2 separate regions of the Homo sapiens genome follow, and region 2 is linked to region 1. Evidence: read pairs that join two places in POLR2A ChIA-PET (ENCODE). Cell type or tissue: HepG2. All regions are shown on one strand.

The links. Peaks named below come from ENCODE experiments on the same cell type or tissue, not always from the same donor. Only the 100,000 strongest peaks of a DNase experiment are listed, where the experiment ranks them.
Region 2: POLR2A ChIA-PET joins it to region 1 with 6 read pairs; 1 of 35 experiments calls an interaction of 5 or more read pairs at or near these places.

What each region holds. Positions count from the first base shown.
Region 1 is chr1:246,579,234-246,587,233 of GRCh38, forward strand. All of the region lies in intron 1 of CNST (consortin, connexin sorting protein), which reads left to right. Among named protein-coding and RNA genes, the nearest start is that of CNST, 17 kb to the left of the region's middle. In HepG2, a CTCF peak has its summit at 3,344; DNase peaks (open chromatin) are centred at 3,388, 3,648 and 4,458; H3K4me3 peaks cover 1,627 bases.
Region 2 is chr1:246,705,294-246,713,293 of GRCh38, forward strand. No RefSeq gene overlaps it. Among named protein-coding and RNA genes, the nearest start is that of SCCPDH, 15 kb to the right of the region's middle. In HepG2, no CTCF peak of the experiment used is centred here; DNase peaks (open chromatin) are centred at 2,428, 4,718 and 6,508.

The DNA of each region.
Region 1 (8,000 bases):
GAGTGTCCATTTATCATCCTGTGACTTTGCAGATCCCTGGTCAGCTTTTTCTCTTTCCTGTTTCTGTTAAGTATGTATTCATTCTGCCTTGTTGCCCATTAGGTTCTGCATGTGTGCTTTTCACTACCTTATTATAAGCTCTTCCTCCCAAGGAGCAATGCTGTTTCAGTGATGACAACAAATGTGATTATTGAACTCTTAGTGCTATGCATCTTGCTATCACTAGAAAATTCATGATTCACAAATAGCCAGTAGCTGGGCTAGGTGGCTCACACCTGTAATCCCAACACTTTGGGAGGCCAAAACAGGAGGATCACTTGAGCCCAGGAGTTCAAGACCAGCCCAGGAAACATGGTAAAACTCCATCTCTTCTAAAAATGCAAAAATGGTGGGCACCTGTAATTCCAGCTACTTGGGAGGCTGAGGCAGGAGAATCACTAGAACCTGGGAGGCGGAGGTTGCAGTGAGCCAAGATTGCCCCACTGCACTCCAGCCTGGGCGACAGAGTGAGACTCTGTCTCAAATAAATAAAAATAAAAATCACACAGAGTCCTCAGCAGAGTAAATAAAACAAAATTTCTAGCGGTTGACATCTGGAGACTATTTACAAGGATGTTCTTAATTTATCTTTATGGATGACTTTAGCAGTTTCCCATAAATTGTCTCATTTTATTCTTACAGCAAAGAAACAAAGGCTTATAGAGTTGAACTAATTTGACTAAGATTTCACAGCTGGCGAGTATCAGAAAACTGTATTTGCACTGAGAAGGGAATGACTCCAAAATTAGAGCTTCCTTTCTTACTGCTCTGTCTTATCTCTAGTCTTAGTTCTTGTTTTGAAAGGGAACTTCTGGTACTTACGAATGACGGGGCTTATCTTCTTGAAAGTGGTAATAAACTGTACTAAATTTCTAAGGTTAAAAAATTAAGATGTAACATTACCAGTTTTCTCTTTTATTGATGGTTTCCTTAGATTTTTTTTAAATAAATAATCTCTTGTACCTTTTTTTGAGAACTGTATGTAGATTTCATTCTGGACATATAAATATTAAGGGTTAGGTAGCATTTAAAGTATTTGTGGTCAGAAATTAAATGAATGCATGAAATACTGTACTCTTTTGAGTAAATTCTAAAAATAATCCCTAATCATTTCATTACAGACAGTTGGACATTATTTTGCCATTTACCAATATACTTTTTTTTTAATATACCTTAAAGACCAGAGAGAAAGGTAAGAACAGTTATGAAATTGCACTTCTCTGATTAGAAGACTTATTCAGGAGGACTGGAAGCAGAATTTTCAGACGTTTCTTTCTAAATGGATTCTATTAACTTCCACAGTACTTTGTTCATAGCAGACCTTCAAATATTTGGTTGGCTTCATGCAAAAAGGAGGTATCTCTTTACTCCCTTCTGTATTGCTGATGCTAATTGAATTATCTTTTAAAGATTCAGCATATTTTACGGGGATTTAATTTTGAGAACATTGGTGTCTTTCTGAAGGTTTCTTTTTTTTTCTTTTTTTTTGAGACAGTCTCACTCTGTTGCCCAGGCTAGAGTGCAGTATCATGATCTTAGCTCACTGCAACCTCTGCCCCCAGGGTTCAAGCGATTGCCCCGCCTCAGCTTCCTGAGTAACTGGGATTACAGGCGCGCGCCACCACACCCGGCTAATTTTTGTATTTTCAGTAGACGGGATTTCACCATGTTGGCCAGGCTGGTCTTGAGCTCCTGACCTCAAGTGATCCCCCCACCTTGGCTTCCCAAAGTGCTGGGATTACAGGCATGCGCCACCACGCCCAGCCTGAAGGTTTCTTTATAGCATGTAAAAAAAATGTAATTCATCGAAATATCCACTCACATCCTGATACTTCCTTGAGTAATAATCTTCTGTCTTTAGTTGCTATTTCTGTCCTGTATTTTCATTGCAATTGTATGCTTTTCTTCTTTAACCATTCCCATACATGGATATGGTAACAGCCACATTGGATGAAACTTCATCAGTGTCTCCATGCTGTATTTTTTCTACCCATACCAATCTTTTTTTTTGAGACGGAGTTTTGCTTTTGTTGCCCAGGCTGGAGTGCAATGGCGCAATCTTGGCTCACTGCAACCTGTCTCCCGGGTTCAAGCAATTCTCCTGCCTCAGCCTCCCGAGTAGCTGGAATTACAGGCATGCGCCTCCACGCCTGGCTGATTTTGTATTTTTAGTAGAGACAGGGTTTCTCCATGTTGGTCAGGCTGGTCCCGAACTCCTGAGCTCGGGTGATCCGCCCACCTTGGCCTCCCAAAGTGCTGGGATTCCAGGCGTGAGCCATCACACCCGGCCCATCCCAATCTTTTAGAAACGTAGTCTGGGTCCTTGTAAAGCACATGGTTGCTTAAAAACATTCCATTACAGCTGCAAACTCCTAATGTGTTCTAGAGGACATTGCATTTTACATTTTCCATTTCTTATAAACTTTTACAAAAGCAATATAAGTAAATAGCTGATAAAGTGTTCTTTGTGGCTTTGAAGAAACGTTAGTAGCTTAGGAGATGCCCTTTACCAGCAGCCCGTTAGTACTTGGTTTATATTATTTTTTATTCATATGTCTGAGCTGGATTCTGTAGGGAGAAATGAAAAATGTTTTATAGGCAAAATTTTATGAGATGTCTGCTAATATCATAGGCAAAAGTATTTTTGCAATATGTATTATATCTAATTAATTTAATGGTATCCAGTATAATATAATATCCTTTAACTGGGGTTTTTTTAAATAGAAGTGTCTTTTCATTACAGCTTAAAAGATGGTTGTAAACTTTCATATAAGTCAAGTACGCAGTTGTTAATAACCTTATATGTATGTACTCCTTATATTTAGCAAGATGAAATTTTTCAGATCCATATGCTAAGAGTTATCAGATTTACTGGCCCTTCACACAAATCAAAAAACGAAGTTAAACACGACTTTGCTGTTGCTGTTTTTCTTTCCTCTGCCTTCTCCCACTGTATTCTATCTCTCACCATCTGTTACTGACAGTTATCAGCATAGAGTGACCTGTACCTGGAGGTGGGTTCATAACTGTCTTTTACCTTCCACATCTACTCAGTCCTGCAAACTGTGAACTCCACCTCCATGCTTTTTTTTTTTTTTGAGGTGGAGTCCCTGTCTCCCAGCCTGGAGTGCAGTGGTGTGATCCCGGCTCCCTGCAACCTCCGCCTCCCAGGTTCAAGTGATTTTCCTGCCTCAGCCTCCCTAGTAGCTGGAATTACAGGCACGAGCCACTGAGCCTGGCCGGGCTTACGTTTTGTATCCTTCTCCCCTTTACCCCCTAGTAATTGGTTCATGGCCCACTAGGGGAAGAAAAGATGGTCTTTCACAACAGATAGTCTGAAAAGCGCTGGTCTCAATTCCTGTACTGGGCTCTGGCCCCGCCTCCGTTTATCAGGCTCGTCACTACTTTACTTCAGCACTCTTATTCCAAAGTCTAACTATTCGCTGTTCATTCTGTACTTCCTCACCTTTTTATTTGGTCCTGTTTATTTCTTCTCTTGAGATTACCTCTCCATGCACCTCAGGTACGAGTAGAATGGAGGGAACACACCATCTCAGAGCTGGGTTACAATGTCCTCTTGTCCAGTGTTATCTGCTATATCAACATTTCCTCCAGACCGTGGCTGAAGATGAACAAGGCAGCTCAGCAGATTGAAGGTGCCTGGGGCCAGCACTCATTCGCCCTGTCTGAGAAACGCAGGGACCTCCCTGACCCTGTTGTCCGCCCGTTAGCGTGATGAGCAGCTGTGGATTTCATCTGTGTTTCTTGGGCAGGGGGGCCTGTAGGTATAGAAATGGATACTACCAATTGGATTGGCTGATTTAATACCTCATGAATATCAGTACCTTCATGAGTATTTTGTGTCTCCTCTGGTCTTGTGAATATTTGGTGGTTATGAGTGCTTTCATTCCTTCCTGTGTTTACCATACAGATGCCCTGTTTACTTTCTCTGTGTCTAACTTCTCACGCTGTTTGCTCTGCACTTATTTTCATCTCTTTTATTTGTATCTTTGATTTTCTGTAATGGAATTGGATATTCTCAAATATTCACGCATTACACCTTTCCACAGTAAAAGTAACCTTCATTCCTCTGACTCTCAAAGAAATTGCCTGTCATTGATCACATTCTTCTTTGTAGCAAAGTTTTTTTGAGAGAAGAGGAATGTTAGGGCAGGGTTTATAGACATAGCGTATAATTCATTACCTGCTAGAGTATCAGCTCTTGTATTTTTATTAGCTACTTTTAGAATATATAGTCCTCAGGGCATGTTGTGTCTCATCTGTCTCTCTCTTGCCTCATTGTATTTAGTATGTGGATCTTGTTTGTTGTAGACACTCAAAATTGATTACCCTGAAGGCTGGTGAAGTTTAGTTAAAGCTCTGAGGTCAGAGTTCAGTCTCATGTGGAGACTTATTTGCTTTGTTTCATGTCCTCATAGTAACCTTGAATGCTGGCCAAGTGGCTTTTGGTTACAAAGAGCACTGGGTAAGACAAAGAATTAGCACTTGTATTGCATAAGCAGTTTAAAACCAGTGTTCCTCTGAATGTGGGGCAGGAGCATCGTGTTCCCATTCAAAGGGCAACATTATATCATAATTTTTCAAGATAAGAAAAAGTAGACAATGAGGATGGCAGAAGAAAATATATGTGAATTTGCCTGTAACTGTACTTTTTTTTTCTTTTTAAGAGGCAAGGTCTTGCTGTGTTTCCCAGGCTGGAGTGAAGGGATGGTCATAGCTCACTGCTGCCTTGAACTGCTGGGCTTTAAGCAGTCCTCCTGCCGCAGCTTCCTGAGTAGCTAGAACCACAGGCACACGCCACCAAGCTCACCTAATATTTTAGAGTGTCTGTAGAGATGGGGTCTCGCTTCAAGACCCAGGCTGGTCTTAAATCCCTGGTCTCAAGCGATCCTCGCAGAGTGCTGAGCCACCATGCCCAGCCACATATGTTGGCTTTCTTGTATAGGTATAAGAATTCAGTGATGTATCTATGTTAGAAGAATCCGAAATCGCTAAGAAATATGAAATTTCAAATTCACTTATATAAGTCAACATTTTAAGAATTAATTTTCTTTAAGTGAAGTAAACCAGGGGCAAGAGTTTCAAAAAATGCATTCAGATGTCCACATAAAGTGGGAAGAATGGCGGTGCAGTCAAGAATAAAGAGGGAGCACAAATGAAAATTGGTGTCGAGATAGACTGAAGAAACCTGGTCTTTCCATTATGATGAAAAAAATTCCAGCGTAGGTATCAGTCTTATTGATACTTTGTACTCAAGTAGAAGATTAAGGTACAGGATTCTTTTAGCCAGATTGTGGATGATCTGCATGATGAGATTGATTTGAAGACAGTGTATGAAACCAAGTCGAATGGAGACGGAGTGTGTAGTGGAACTCATCTCAGTAGACCGTCCCGGCAGCCCTGCAGTCCTCCACAGCTGCCAGGACAGTTACTGTTCAGTTTCCCACACTGGCTATTTTAAACCTTCTATATGCTCCCCAACTCCTTGCTCCCAACATACCACTCCCTCCCTGCCTCCGGTATATGGATCTCCTATGAGTCTGTTTCTGCTGTTTTTTTCCCCCAGTTTTCTTTTTTAAATCAAGACGTGATCTCTTGTATGCCTGGTTGTTTTGGATTATATACTGAATATTACATATGAAAAGTTGTGGAAATAGTTTCAGCCTTTGCTGGATTTATCTTGCAGAGAGGATTGACTTTAGTTTCTGGCAGGCAACAGGTTAGAACAGACCACCTTAATTCAACCAGAGATTAGATGATTGATTCTGCTGGGCCTTAGTCCCTGTGAGCACTGATCTATTTCAGGCTTGCCTTTTCTTCTGGGGAGTATCACTTTTAGGTCCCACCGCAAGGCCTGTGGTCCCCTCTTCTTGGAAGACCTCGAACTCTGGTTTTTCGTCCAGCTCTGTGAGCCTGCTCAACACTCTGCTCAGCTTTTCCGGCTTCCAAACTGAAGCTTTCTGCCAGCTTTTCTAGTGATCAGCAGGAGGGGTTTGTCTGAAATGAGCCAGTCTGCCCTTGCCAGAAGTACAAGCTTTCTTATGTTTGTTTTTGCACATGTTTAAAATGACAGAGCCAGGTGCTGGCTCACATCTGTAATCCCAGCACTTTGGGAGGCCGAGGCGGGCAAATCACTTGAGGTCAGGAGTTCGAGATCAGCCTGTCCAACATGGCGAAACCCTGCATGTACTAAAAATACAAAAATTAGCCAGGCGTAGTGGTGCATGCCTGTAATCCCAGCTACTCAGGTGGCTGAGGCGGCAGAATCACTTGAATCGGGAGGCAGAGGTTGCAGTGAGCCAAGATCACACCACTGCCTTCCAGCCTGGGCAACAGAGACTCTGTCTCAAAAAAAAAAAAAAAAAAAAAATATACACACACACACACACACACACACACACACACACACACACACACACTATATATGTATACAGCATAAGTGCATATGATTTATGAACAGATATACCTACAGTGGGTATACTCAACGATCAGTTTCTTTGCCTACGCTGGGCGTGGTGGCATACATCTGTAATCCTGGCACTTTGGGAGGCTGAGGTGGCAGGATCACTTGAGGCCAAGAGTTTGAGACCAGCCTGGGCAACATAGTGAGACTCTGTTTCTACAAAAAATTTAAAAATTAGCTGGATGTGATGGCACGCACCTGTAGTCCCAGCTATTTGGGAGGCTAAGGTGGGAGGATTGCTTGAGCCCAGGAGTTCAAGGCTGCAATGAGCTATGACCTTGCCACTGCACTCCAGCCTGGGGGACAAAGTGAGACCATGTCTTGGGGGAGAGGGGGAGATATATATATATATATATGTGTGTGTGTGTGTGTGTGTGTGTGTGTGTATATATTACTGATAGTATGCTTATAAGCAAAGATATATGGTATATCTTTGATATGTATCTTTATTATATAGTATATATAATATATACCTTTTATTATATCTGATATATATTATATATAAAGCTATATATCTTTGATATATTTCTATATATAAGATACATATACAAGCTCTATCTTATGTATCATCTATATCAACTTTATATGAGATAAATAAGATACATAGATATATAAAAGATCTATATCAAAGATATATCAAATATATAACATATCTTTTATATATATCTATATATGATATATATGCAAGCTATATCTTATGTATCTCATATATATCTTAGCTATATCTGAGATATATAAATAATATATAAATATATAAATATAAGTACACCACCAAAGTTTGGAGACTCTTGCATGTTAGTCCCTCTTTTTTAACGTGATGTTGGTTCAGTAAGTATCTGTGGCCTGCCTGGTAAAAATTTTTCTAAATGCACAAAGATGAATGTCAGAGATCTTACGATAATTTCTAATGGGGCGGTTATATAGCCCAACATATAAACCTGAAGAAATGGACTCATAACATTAAAGGAATGCAGCAAATAAAGAGTCTTATTGGTGGGTTTTATTTGCTGTGTAACCTATTTTTCTACATTGTACATATTTGGAAAACATCTCAAGATATTGGAAATTGTTCATTTTGTGGCCTCCTTAAAGTAGCAATTTGGTATTTACAACATATACACCTGAAAACAGCTGGTTTTTAAAAGTAATTTAAAAATGATTATAGTGGTTAAGGATACAGGCTCTGGAATCAGATTCTAAATTGAATCCTGGCTTTGCCACATAATAGCAGCGTGACTGAGGCCTATGCGTTTAATCTTTCTATTGCTGTTTACTTCTATAAAAAATGGAAATAATTTTAGAACTACTTTATAGGACTTATAAGGATTAAATTATATATATGTAATAAACTTAAAACACTGATACTTAGTAAATCTTCAATAACTGTTAAAGAGATGGAGTCTTGCTATGTTGCGCAGGCCGGTCTGGTACTCCCAGGCTGAAGCAAGCTTCTCACCTCAGCCTCTTGAGTAGCTGA
Region 2 (8,000 bases), 130 kb after region 1:
ACCTGACTCGAAGATTTTTTAAAAAATAAATCTCAAAGAGAAAAAGAATGTGGTGTAAAACCATCTTAATGGTAAACTTATTTTCCCTTTCTCTGTTTTTTTCTATAGTGAGGCCGTACTGAAAGAATGTGATGTAAAACCGTCTTAGTGGTAAACTTATTTTCCATCTCTCTGGTTCTTTCTATAGTGAGGCAGTACTGAAAGAATGTAGCAAGTGAGTTGAGCAATTTCAGACATTCAGACAACGCCCAAATATCTTGTGGGAAATCTTTTCTGCCCATAAACATAAGTCAGAATCTATTTTCTGGAAGGCTAAATAACCAATTACTTATTGCTATGATTCATAAGTAAAGAAAGACACTACTTTCCCTCCCCCATTATCAAAACATGATCTAGTAAAAAAGTTTGGAAACTCTATTTGTTCACCAAGATTTTGCTTCCCCAGACCTTTATGTTTGCAATGGCCATAGAAGTAGTTCAGGTTCACGTACTGATATATACAGACAGGCCCAAGCCATACTTCAATAAACGTACCATAGATGTGAAATACAGGATAGAGAGCAAGAGCTTTTGGCACGGTAATCTTAGATGTGGAAATTTACTCTAATACGATTATTAAGAAGGAAAAGTTATATAAGAATATGTATAGTGAGCCAGGCGCGGTGGCTCACGCCTCTAATCCCAGCACTTTGGGAGGCCGAGGCGGGCGGATCACAAGGTCAGGAGATTGAGACCATCCTGGCCAACATGGTGAAACCCCGTCTCTACTAAAATTCAAAAAATTAGCCAGGCATGGTGGCATGCACCTGTAATCCCAGCTACTTGGGAGGCTGAGGCAGGAGAATCGCTTGAACCTGGGAGGCAGAGATTACAGGAGGTTGCAGTGAGCCGAGATCACACCACTGCACTCCAGCCTGGAGACAAAGCAAGAGTCCGTCTTAAAAAAAAAAAAAAGTGACAAATTGGAAAAGGTCTAAATGTACATCTGTAGGGAAGTACTTAAATTATGTCTACCAGTACTATGTGGATTTTTTTCGTTAATTTGAATATAATGTGAAATCAGAAAAAAATGGCCATCAAATAATGTTAAGGATATTTATTAAGTGCACCAAAACATTATATTCTATACCTTAAACATATACAATTTAAAAACGTTAAGGACCCAGCCAGAGCAATTGGCAAGAGAAAGAAATAAAGGGTATCCAAATTGGAAATGAGGAATCAAATGGCCTATTTGCAGACAATATGATCTTTGCAGTTGATCCTTAAACAACGCAGGTTTGAACTTCACAGATCTACTTATACGTAAACTTTCTTCCATCTCCATCTCTGCTGCCCTTGAGACAGCAAGACCAACCCCACCTGTTCCTCCTCAGCCTACTCAGCCTGGTCCCAGGTACTTGGGAGGCTGAGGTGGGAGGATCACTTGAGCTTGGGGACGTGGAGGTTAAAGTGAGCTGAGTTTGCACCACCATTTACAATAGCTACAAAAATAAAAATACCTAGAAATAAATTTAACCAAGGAGGTGAAAGATATCTATCAGGAAAACTTTAACACAGAGATGAAAAAAATTGAAGGAGACACACACACACACACACACACACACACACACACACACACAGGAAAAAAAAGGGAAAGAAATAGAAATAGAAAAAAAAAAGTCACCTAGCAGAGGCTTGCAAAGGTGCAGATTGCCCTCAGGGATTTGGTAGATACCAGTCCTCCTGCCCCTGGCTGCAGTGCAGAATGTACAGGAATGGGGAAGGTCAGGGAGGATTTCATTCCAGGGCTTTAACCTTCCACTTCTCCAGCCTTTCTCCCTCCACCCAAAAAAAGATTGAAAAAGCTAAGAATAAAAGGTAGAACACCAAATTGTATTCACATTATACTTTTAAACATGTATAAACGATGAGCACGTGTGAATAAAGATCAGAAAGACCCAAAAATAATTGTAAATCTTTGGTGGGATTGTGGGCATAAGTCTTTTGATAATTAGAAGTTTTACTATTACTGTTTCCTCCGCCATGCTAAAAATCCACGTGATCAGGAACTATCTTGTTCATCTTTGCAATACCAGGGCCTACTTCAGGCTTGAGATGTTTATTTAAGAAATGAGTGGAGAAATGAATGAATGTATGAATAAGATGTTTTAAAATTAAATAACATTTTTTAAAGGAGATTTTCTTTTCTTTCTTTCTTTTTTTTTTTTTTTTGGAGATGCAATCTCGCTCTGTCACCCAGGCTGGAGTGCAGCGGTGTGATCTTGGCTCACTGCAACCTCCACCTCCCGGGTTCAAGCGATTCTCCTGCCTCAGCCTCCCAAGTAGCTGGGATTACTGTGAGTCCATTGGAAATGCACAATGAATATTGTGTCTGACTGCCCATCCTACCAGGAAACTGATAGTGTGATGTGGTTTCGAGTTTCCTCATAGGCAAGTGTTTCAAAATTTGGTCTTTGTAACACAGGCCCAAAGGTTGATTGAAGAGCTTGCTTTCACTATAGCTTAATAAAATGAATCCTCTACCTCTGGCCAAAATAGCAGTGTCTAAAATGAATTTGCTTCCTAACATAGTAGGCACTGAGTGTCACACAAGGTTAATTTGTGTGTGTGTGTTTCAAAACTATCATGCTCGTTGAAAATTAAACACAGCAGCATAAAAACATCAATACAATACTCTGTGGATGGGTGCTGGCCTCCCTTGGGCATTGGCAGGAAGGTTCACATTGTTTGGTGAAGACAGTCTTTTGAGAAATTTCTGGTAAATTTTTGTGCATATTGGAAGATTAAATTAAATTTTGCTTCATAGGATCCTGTCCTTACATTTTTTTAAAATTTAGAAAGAGCTAAATTGGGAAAGATGATCATGATTCTTCAGGTCATTATTTGAAGATGGTATTGCTTGACCAAATTATACCACTTATATCATGATGTACACTAATTTCACAAGTGAATATTATTACTGCTTAAATATATGTGTGCTTTGCTAGATTTTTATAAAACAGACTCTTGTTATCAGGCCTTATTATCTTTTTACCCACAAGGAAGCCAAGAAACCAGAGTTGAGTAACTTGGCTGTACCAAAATGAATCATTGATGGGGGGAATCAGGAAGATAGATTCCCTACTCTATTAAATCAATTTTTAATTTTTTAGAGATTTTTGGGAGGGAGCGGTGACTCAAGCCTGAAATCCCAGCACTTTGAGAGGCCGAGGCGGGCGGATCACTTGAGGTCAGGCATTCGAGACCAGCCTGGCCAACGTGGTGAAACCCCATCTCTACTAAAAATACAAAACTTAGCCGTGCGTCGTGGTGTGCACCTGTAATCCCAGCTACTTGGGAGGCCAAGACATGAGAATTGCTTGAACCTGGGAGGCAGAGGTTGCAGTGAGCTGAGATTGCACTACTGCACTCCAGCCTGGGCACCAGAGCGAGACTCCATCCCAAAAAATAAAAATAAAAAATAAAAGAGATTTTTGCAAGCTTCTGGTTTCCACAAAGTCCTTGATTTCTCTCTTTCCTCCTCCCTCCCTCCCTCCTTCCCTGCTTCCCTCCTTCTCTCCTTCCTTCCTTCCTTCCTTCCTGTAGTTTGCTGATAAGTATTTAACAATCCACTCTCTGGGGGGATAAACATGATTTGTAGAGTGTGTCAGAGCCCCTGGTGTAAATCCAGCCATGGCTGTAAACCATGTCTGATTTCCAACGGTGCTGAAAATTTAACAGTTGGCTTTCATAAAGGTGGTATGAGTGATTTTTACTTCACCATTGGATGCCTCCCTTATTAAAAATAAAAACATTAAAAATAATAAAGCCCTAGGCTTCTGAGGATTTGCACAAAGAACTTTTAATGACAAATAGATTTTTAGTTTAATAGTAGAAAAAAGGAAAAAATGATACCTAGAAGGGAAAAAAAGGAAAAAAATAGAAGTAGCTGCTTAATTGACAATAAAAGCACTTAGTTTCTGCTGCATACCTAAAAGGTCAGCCTGGACTAACTCCTTTTCGCTGTGCCATTCCAGCATGATGCGCAGAGCTTGGTAGAAGGACCAGGTATTGGGAGGTAGGCCTGTGTTGTACTATTGTGCAACTTTCAGTATGCTGAGACAAAAACATGTTCTAAAATGGGGCAGCTGGCCAAGCATGGTGGCTCACACCTGTAATCCCAGCAGTTTGGGAGGCTGAGGTAGGCATATCATTTGGGGCCAAGAGGTCGAGACCAGCCTGGGCAACATAGTGAGGCCTCGTCTCTACAAATAATTTGAAATTTAACCAGGCATGATGGTGTGCACCTGAGGTTTCAGCTACTCGGGAGGCAGAGGTGGAGGATCACTTGAGCCCTGATGTTGAGGCTGCAGTGAGCTGTGACAGTGCCACTGCACTCCAGCTTGGGTGACAGAGTGAGACTCTGTCTCAAAAAATAATGGTAATAATAAAATAAAATGTGGCAGTACATGATGGAATTTCTGAATTGGATTAGCTACTTTCCTTGCTTTTTGTTTCTTTCTCTTATCTACTAGAGATCAGCAAATAATTCAGGTAATCAAAAGTTGCAAAAAAAAAAAAAAACCATGATTTTTCATAGATGACTCCCCATGACTTCTTCCCTTCACATTTAGCCACAGCTGCCATACCACTTCCTAAGTGTGGCAAGTTCAGCTTCCTTCTCACTTTCAGCTTCAAATGGACTTTTGGACTACCTGGGCGTTCCTTTATTTGTCTCTTTCTGATTTCCTATGTCAAAGATAAACAAGGTGGAAGGACAGATTTTAATCAGTAATATACTATTGCAAAGTGAAAACGAGTCTAGCATGAGCTGAACTCAACTTCTGAACCCAGTCAGAGGTGACTAGGCATTTTAAAGGGAGGATGAGGGAAGAGGGAAGGGTAAGTGAGGGCTCAGGAGAGTCAGGGAAATGAAAAATTACAAAAAGTAGAAGGGGGGTGGTAAATTAGTCCATTCTGTGTTGCTATAAAGGAATACCTGAGACCAGGTAATTTATCAAGAAAAGAGGTTTATTTGACTCATGGTTGATGAGGACCTCGGGAAGTTTACCCTCATGGTAGAAGGTGAAGAGGGGGCAGGCATGTCACATGGCGGGAAGCTTACCATCATGGTGGAAGGCAAAGAGGGAGCAGGCACATCACATGGTGAGAGTGGGGGCAAGAGAGAGAGGAGGCAATACTTGGCTGTCTTAAACAAGTAGCTCCCACATGAACTAATAGAGTGAGAGCTCACTTATTACTATGGGGATGTCACCAGGCCATTCGTGAAGGATCCACTTCCATGACCCAACTGAGAGGTGAAGCCAGCTGGGCTTCTGTGTCAGGCGGGGACCTGGAGAACTTTTCTGTCTAGCTAAAGGATTGTAAACGCACCAATCAGTGCTCTGTGTCTAGCTAAAGGTTTATAAACACACCAATCAGCACTCTGTAAAAACTCACCAATCAGCGCTCTGTGTCTAGCTAAAGGTTTGTAAACGCACCAATCAGCACTCTGTAAAAATGGACCAATCAGCACTCTGTAAAATGGACCAATTGGCACTCTGTAAAATGGACCAATCAGCAGGATGTGGGCAAGGCCAAATAAGGGAATAAAAGCTGGCCACCCAACCCAGCAGAGGCAACCCACTCGGGTCCCCTTCCATGGTGTGGAAGCTTTGTTCTTTTGCTCTTCACAATAAATCTTGCTGCTGCTCACTCTTTGGGTCTGCACTACCTTTATGAGCTGTAACACTCACTGTGAAGGTCTGCAGCTTCACTCCTGAAGTCAGTGAGACCACAGACCCACTGGGAGGAACAAACAACTCTGGACGCACCACCTTTATGAGCTGTAACACTCACCGTGAAGGTCTGCAGCTTCACTGCTGAAGTCCGCAAGACCACGAGCCTACCGGAAGGAACAAACAATTCTGGACACGCCATCTTTAAGAGCTGTAACACTCACTGCAAAGGTCTGTGACTTCACTCCTGAAGTCAGCAAGACCATGAACCCACCAGAAGGAAGAAATTCTGGACACATCTGAACATCTGAAGGAAGAAACTCTGGACACATCATCCTTAAGAACTGTAACACTCACTGCAAGGGTCCGTGGCTTCATTCTTGAAGTCAGCAAGACCAAGAACCCACTGGAAGGAACCAATTCCGGACACACAACCACCTCCCACTAGGCCCCACCTCCAACACTGGGGATCACATTTCAACATGAGATTTGGAGGGGACAGGCATTCAAACTATACTGGGGGACTTGATCAACGTGAAACTTCTCTGGGTTTGCTAACCAACTGGTGCTTTTGGAAGCTAGGCACCTAGCCCCCCAAGGAGGCTGGGCGACAGGGGCCCTGTCTTCAGGTGCTGGCTAGAACAAGCAACAAATTATTGGGGCAGCCTTGAGCTTTCTCTCAGGCAGCTACGTGAAGAGTGTGGGTAGGATCATGCTGGGGGAGGGGAGTTGAGCTGTTAGAAACTGTGTTACTGTTTGTTCAAGTCTTTACAGGCCAAGGATGAGACTCGTGCATAACCAGGCTCAGAGGAGCCTGACTAGAGTTTGGTCATGGAGATGATCTTTGTCACCTGGCTAGAGTTTGGTCATGGAGAGGATCTTTGTCACCTGGCTAGAGTTTGGTCAATGAGAGGATCTTTGTCACCTGGCTAGAGTTTGGTAGAGGAAAGGATCTTTGTCACCTCACTAGAGTTTGGTCAATGAGAGGATCTTTGTCACCTGGCTAGAGTTTGGTCAATGAGAGGATCTTTGTCACCTGGCTAGAGTTTGGTCGAGGAGAGGATCTTTGTCACCTGTCTAGAGTTTGGTCGAGGAGAGGATCTTTGTCACCTGGCTAGAGTTTGGTCAAGGAAAGGATCTTTGTCACCTGGCTAGAGTTTGGTAGAGGAGAGGATCTTTGTCACCTGTCTAGAGTTTGGTCAAGGAGAGGATCTTTGTCACCTGGCTAGAGCTTGGTCAAGGAGAGTGAGAGGTGAAGCTGGCTGGGCTTCTGGGTCGGGTGGGGACTTGGAGAAATTTTCTGTCTAGCTAAAGGATTGTAAATGCACTAATCAGTGTTCTGTGTCTAGCTAAAGGTTTGTAAACACCCCAATCAGCACTCTGTGTCTAGCTAATTGGGTGGGGACTTGGAGAACTTTTCTGTCTAGCTAAAGGATTGTAAATGCACCAATCAGTGCTCTGTGTCTAGCTAAAGGTTTCTAAACACACCAATCAGCACTCTGTAAAAATGCACCAATCAGCACTCTGTGTCTAGCGAAATGTTTGTAAACGCACCAATCAGCACTCTGTAAAAATGGACCAATCAGCACTGTAAAATGGACCAATCAGCACTCTGTAAAATGGACCAATCAGCAGGATGTGGGTGGAGCAAAAGAAAGAAATAAAAGCTGGCCACCCTAGCCAGCAGGGGCAACCCCCTCGGGCACCCTGCCATTCTTTTGCTCTTCGCAATAAATCTTGCTGCTGCTCAATCTTTGGGTCCACACTACCTTTATGAGCTGTAACACTCACCGTGAAGGTCTGCAGCTTCACTCCTGAAGCCAGCTGAGATCACGAACCCACCAGGAGGAAAGAACAACTTCAGATGCACCACCTTTAAGAGCTGTAACACTCACTGTGAAGGTCTGTGGCTTCACTCCTGAAGTCAGTGAGACCACGAACACACCAGAAGGAAGAAACTCTGGACACATCTGAACATCTGAAGGAACAAACTCTGGACAGACCATCTTTAAGAACTTTACCACTCACTGCAAGTGTCCGCGGCTTCATTCTTGAAGTCAGCAAGACCAAGAACCCACCAGAAGGAACCAATTCCAGACAAAGAAGATCTTTGTCACCTGGCTAGAGCTTGGTCCAGGAGAGGATCTTTGTCACCTGCCTAGAGCTTGGTTGAGGAGAGGATCTTTGTCACCTGGCTAGAGCTTGGTCGAGGAGAGGATCTTTGTCACCTGGCTAGAGCTTGGTCGAGGAGAGGATCTTTGTCACCTGGCTAGAGCTTGG